2 separate regions of the Homo sapiens genome follow, and region 2 is linked to region 1. Evidence: read pairs that join two places in POLR2A ChIA-PET (ENCODE). Cell type or tissue: K562. All regions are shown on one strand. Links, peaks and the distances in the headings refer to the core of each region. The heading gives the core; the rest is flanking DNA. Region 1 has its middle 4.8 kb from the start of GUCA2B. Region 2 has its middle 12 kb from the start of EDN2.

Evidence for each region. Peaks named below come from ENCODE experiments on the same cell type or tissue, not always from the same donor. Only the 100,000 strongest peaks of a DNase experiment are listed, where the experiment ranks them.
Region 2: POLR2A ChIA-PET joins it to region 1 with 5 read pairs; 1 of 35 experiments calls an interaction of 5 or more read pairs at or near these places.

Annotation. Positions count from the first base shown.
Region 1 is chr1:42,156,718-42,159,621 of GRCh38, reverse strand. No RefSeq gene overlaps it. Among named protein-coding and RNA genes, the nearest start is that of GUCA2B, 4.8 kb to the right of the region's middle. In K562, for the core only: a CTCF peak has its summit at 1,823; a DNase peak (open chromatin) is centred at 1,797; H3K27me3 peaks cover 670 bases.
Region 2 is chr1:41,495,259-41,498,162 of GRCh38, reverse strand. No RefSeq gene overlaps it. Among named protein-coding and RNA genes, the nearest start is that of EDN2, 12 kb to the right of the region's middle. RefSeq lists silencers at 1,557-1,606, 1,747-1,936 and an enhancer at 1,460-2,008. In K562, for the core only: a CTCF peak has its summit at 2,415 (motif pointing right); DNase peaks (open chromatin) are centred at 1,762 and 2,402; H3K4me3 peaks cover 800 bases.

The DNA.
Region 1 (2,904 bases), core at 276-2,775:
TCACTGGAGCCCAGGAATTTGAGGCCAGCCTACACAACACAGTGAGACCCTGCCAAAAACAAACAAACAAACACCAAAACCCAAAACAAAACAAAGTAACAACAACAACAAAAAATGTACCAGAGGAAACATAGAGGAAAACTTCTTGACATTGGTCTTGGCAAAGATTTCTCGCCTATGATCCCAAAACCACAGGCAACAAAACCAAAAATAGACAAAAAGGAGTGCAGCAAATTAAACTGCTTCTGCACAGGTAAGGAATGAAAAGAATCTATAGAATGAGACAAAATATTTCAAATGAAACATATGCTAGTGGATTAATATCCGAAATCCATACAGAATTCAAACAACTCAATAGCAAGAAAACAACCCAATTTAAAAACAGGCAAAGCAACTGAATAGACATTTCTCTTTTTTTTTTTTTTTGAGACGGAGTCTTGCTCTGCCACCCAGGCTGGAGTGCAGTGACGTGATCTTGGCTCACTGCAACTTCCGCCTCCTGAGTTCAAGCGATTCTCCTGCCTCAGCCTCCCGAGTAGCTGGGATTACAGGCATGTGCCACCATGCCCAGCTAATTTTTGTATTTTTAGTAGAGATGGGGTTTCACCATGTTGGTCAGGCTGGTCTAGAGCTCCTGACCTAAGGTGATCTACCTGCCTCGGCCTCCCAAAGTGCTGGGATTACAGTGGTGGGCCACTGCGCCCGGTGACATTTTTCAAAAGAAGACATACAAAAGGCAAGGAGGTATATGAGAAGGTGCTCAACATCACTAATCAACAGGGAAATGCAAATTAAAATCATGATGAGATATCACCTCACATCTGTAAGAAGGACTTTTGTCAAAAAAGAAAAAAAAAGATGCTTGCTGGGTATGGGGGCACCCACCTGTATGTAATCCTAGCTACTTGAGAGGCTGAGACGGGAGGATCACTTGAGCAAGGGAGTTTGAGACCGACCTGGGCAACATAGCAAAATCCCATCTCAAATAAATAAATAAATAAATACACACACACACACACACACACACACACACACACACACACACACACTAGCAAAAAGAAAAGATAACAAGTGTTGGCAAGGGTGTGGAGAAAATGGAACCCTCACACACTGTTGGTGGAAAGATAATTTAGCATAGCCATTATGGAAAACAGTATGAAGTTTCCTCAAAAAATTAAAACTAGAAATGCCATACAATCCAGCAATCCCACTTCTGGGCATATAGCCAAAAATGCGAAATCAGTATATCAAAGAAATATCTACAGTCTCATATCTATTTCAGCATGATTCACAATAGTCAAGATATAGAATCAACCAAGGCATCCATCAACAAATGCATGGATCAAGGAAATGTGATATATATACACAATGAAATACTATTCAGCCTTAAAAAAGAAAAAATCCTGTTGTGGGTGACGAAGTGGATGAAACTGGGGGACATTACACTAAGTGAAATAACCCAGGCACAGAAAGACAAATCCTACTTGATCTCACTGAAATGTGGAATCTAAAAAAGTTGAACTCATAGAAGTAGAGTAGAATAGTGGTTACCAGGGGTTGGGGTTTGGGAGGAAGTGGGGAGATGGTAAACAAAGAAGAAGGAAAAGAAGAAGCTCCGCCAGGCCCACAGAGAGCAGCTCGTTGATGCTGGTATCATCACTGCTTCTGGGCAGCAGCACAGCCGTGTGGCTGGCACATGGCAGGACTCAGACAGCAGCACTTCTCTTTGCTGTCTCCAGCAGGCAGGTGGGAAGCCAGCGTAGCTGCAGGAAGCAGTGGGAGATAAGTCTAGATCTAGCTAGTGCACGAGCTCTGGTTAGACTTGGTAGGTGGCAGTGTGGAGCCATGGAGGAGTAGGGGCACCATCAGAGTTGTGCTGCGGTGCTCCTCTGGCATGGTGGGCATGGAGGGCCCACAGGACGCAGGGCCAGGAAGGAAGGTCTGGCCTGGCCCAAAGGTAGTGATAAAGGCCCCAGTGAGTGAGGATGGAGGGGTGAGAAGTAGGGGCCCAGAGAACTGCAGGAGGCATTGCAAAGGCCCTTCACCAGCCTTGCCTGTGGGGTGACGGCAAGGAGGAACCTGTAGTCTGGGAGATTGCAGGACTCATGAGCAGAACTAAGCTGCTGTCTTGGGCATGCACCCGGGTCTTCGGGAGCTGAGTTCAGATGGCACAGCCTCTTGGCCTCCAACTTTGCTCCTCCGCGGCTGTCCAGGACCAAGGCTTTGGGGGACCCCACTCTGGAAAGGCCCTGCTCCCAGAAGTTCCCAGCATGGCTCCCAGCCTGAATAAAGGCACTGAGGTTGGCTGCAAGGATGTGGAGGCTGCACTGGGTCCCCATGAGGCATCATCCGCTGGAGCAAGGGAGTAATATGGTGGTCAGAGCATGGACCCTGGCCCACATGTCCTGGGAAGTGCCCTGTCTTGTCATTTTGCTTGGTCTATGATCTGGGCTTAGTTTTTCTCTCTGTACCTGACTCTTCTTAGACTGGGTGGGGTGATAATAACAGTATCTGCTTCATCGGTCTGTTGTGAGGACTCCATGAGTTACCATGAGTGCCAAGTGAGTAGGATAGTGCCTGGGATAGAGTGAATGCTCAATAAACATTGGCTGTTATAATTATAATAATAATAATTATTTTTATTTTTTTTTCATTTTTTTTCTGAGACAGGGTCTTGTTCTTGTCACCCAGGATGGAGTGCAGTGCTGCAATCTCGGCTCACTGCAACATCCGCCTCCTGGGCTCAAGTGATTCTCTTGCCTCAGCCTCCTGAGTAGCTGCGATTACACGTCTGGCTAATTTTTGTATTTAGTAAAGACGGGGTTTCGCCATGTTGGCCAGGCTGGTCTTAAACTCCCGACCTCAGTGATCCTCCCACCTTGACCTCCCAAAGTGCTGGGGTTA
Region 2 (2,904 bases), core at 217-2,716, 660 kb after region 1:
GGGAGGGGCGGGGGGGCTTCAGCCTCTTCTACCAGTGCCAGTCACAGGGGGCCAGCTGAGGCTGGGTGGAGACCAGGTCAGGGTACCAAGAGAGGACAGACATGAAGGTATGAACAAGGCCATGAAAGATAGGACCTGGTGTAAAGACAGGTCATCCTCTTTAGAGGACATCCATGTCCCCCATATAGAACATGTGGCCTAAGAGGGACAGAAGCCAGAGAGTTCCAGAATACACTGAGTCCCAGGGGCTGGCAAGGACCCCAGTGAGGACCTGCTCAATTGCGGAGTCCCTGAGGCCAAGGGTGACAAAGGTGGCTTCCTGCAAAGGGCCCCCAGGCCAGCTGGGACCCCCATGCTCCAGCCCTGTTTGCTGGGCAGAACTGTGGGCTGCTATGCCCTGGTGTTAGGGATCTTGCAGATGAGGGGGAAGGAAGACAGCATTAAAAAATTCCATCCAATCGCTTGAGCCCAAGAGTTAGAGGCTGCGTGATTCATGATAGCACCACTGCACTTCAGCAGCCTGGGTGACAGAGCGAGACCCAGTCTCTAAAAAAAAAAAAAAAAAAAAAAAAAAATCCCATTCCGAGGAACCTCCCGTCCTAAGCTCAGACTTGGCCATTTAGTCGCTGCCCCCCACCAGGGATGGGGAAGCTAAAATGGAATTCCTCCTGTGAAGATAGAGCAGTCACAGGAGTACCCAAAAGGCAAGTGGTGCCCAAGGCCACACAGGGCAGGAGGGACCCCGACTCCAGCAGCTTCCGCACCCTCTCAGAGCAGCCCGCAGTGGAGCCTCAAGACTCCCCACTCCCTCTGCCAGGGCTGACGGTCGGCAGCGTCCAGCAGCTGTGGGAGCCACCCCGCCATTCCCCAGGAGAAGGGTCTTCACCCATCCAGGAGAAGGGGTGCCCAGTCAAACTGCCCTGGGGCTCTAACTGCCCTGCCAGTCCTCCCGTGGCTGGGGGCAGATGACGTCACCCCCTCTGCACCTGCATTTCCACAGCAGCAATGCCCAGCACTCAGCGTTACCGGTCAGATCCAGACATAGCCTGGCACCCGCAAAAGGCCCTCTGCGTGGCCATCTGGAGTTTGCCAAGACTTCTCAAGGTGGTTACACTCCTTTCCAAAGCACTTTTGGGCTGGAGACCTCGTTACACAGCCCAGGACTCTGGGGAAGAGCAAGACTGCCAGGGTCATCCCATTTCCCACTGGACAGGCCCAGGCCCAGAGAGGGGAGTGGCTTCAGGGAAACACCCCGCAAGCTGGAGGCAGGACTTGGGGGACCCAGCCCCCGCTTCCTTCCCACACCAGCCTCCATGTGGAGAAGGGGTGACGGGCCCCACACGGCCTCCCCAGGGCAGCGTCAGGTCTTGCTGTGGCCGCTCGAGGTCTCCGTGCCTCCCACCAGTCTTTCTGGGGCAGCTCCCCCCCTCCTCCTGGGCAGCCCTCCCCGCAGTTGCTGATTCTTTGCGAGCCACCCAGGGGCTTGGGCGGCCAGGACCACTCAGACCAGACCCCCCCGGCCCGAGGCTTAGGGAGGGTGCCGGAGCTCCCCGGGGACTGCTGGAGTCCGGGCTGGGCTTTCAGGGCCCCCGCAGGGGTCCGGGCCCCAGGGGAAGGCGAGGCGCGGGTGGCCCTGCGGTTCGGAGGTGGGGTTGGGGGCGCACGTGGCCGTACTGCCCGTGCGGTCGTGTCAGGCCCCGCCGCGCCCCGGTCCCAGCACGTTCGTCCGCCGCGCAGGGAACAAAGCGTCCTGCGCATTCCTGCGCGCTGACTCATGGCCGGCACGTAGCGCGCCGCCGCCCCTGCTTTGCCCAAAATTGGTCGGGAGGCGAGGGCGGGCCGAGCGCCGCCGCCTGCAGGTCCGCCGCGGCTGCTCGCGCTCGGGCCCCCAGCCCGAGGATTTCCCAAACACGTCGGAGAGGGAGAGGCAGCTGCAGGAACCGCCCGGCCGTGGGGCCCGTGGCGGGGGGCGAATCCCTGCCGGGGGGCCCCTCTTCTCTTTCAGCCTCATTTTCTCCATCTGCCGAGGGGGCATTTGCCAGGCACGGCTGTAAGGACTTGGTATGAGTTATCTCACCTAAGTCGCACACCTACCCCGAGGAAGGTGCTATTAGCATCACCATTTTAGATGTGGAAACTGAGGCACAAGGCGGTTCCAGGCAGGGAATGAGACATGGACACTGACTTGCTTGAGGTGAGGTGCTAGTCAGCTGCAGAGCAAGGATTTGAACCCGGGCTGTAAGGTTTCAGAATCTACATGTGTCCCCTCAAGTGAGCTGCGCAGCCTGTGGCCCGCAGGGTTCCAGGCTCCCTGCCCTTTGGTGGTTGAGACTGGTCCGTGGGGCTCCGGGATGCGTCCCTTTCTAAGCCTCCATTCTCTTACCCATCAAGTAGGTGCCGGCAGAAGGGGGCCCCCCAGGGGTTGTTGGGAAAATCACAAGTGAGGATCCAAGTATTACTGTCTGGTGGAAGGAAGAGGGAAAGGGTTTAACAAACCTGCGTCCCCAGCACCCTCCGGTGATACGGGCAACACCAAAGTATAGAGAAGGGCGAGCTAAGCCCCGCCGGGCAGGGCCATACTGGGATGGGCCTCCTTAGGGCAGCCAGGCGACTTCCGAGCTGTGAGCTGCCTGTCCCCCACAGGGTAAGCACTTGTCAGAGCTGGAAAATGAGGTAGTGGGAGGGGCCCTGCCCAGGATGTCTCTGCCAGCCTTTCCCCTTTCGCCCTTGCAGCCTGGTTTCAGAGACCGTGGAGTTCTTTGGAGCTGTGGGGTGCTGGGCTCATCAGAGGTCCTCTGACCCTGAGTTTGCAGGAATGAGGCAGCCAGCAGATGGCCTTGTTCTCAGATGCCAAGACAGACTGGGCTGTGGCGTCACCCACCTGGGGCCCTTCTGAGAGTCCAA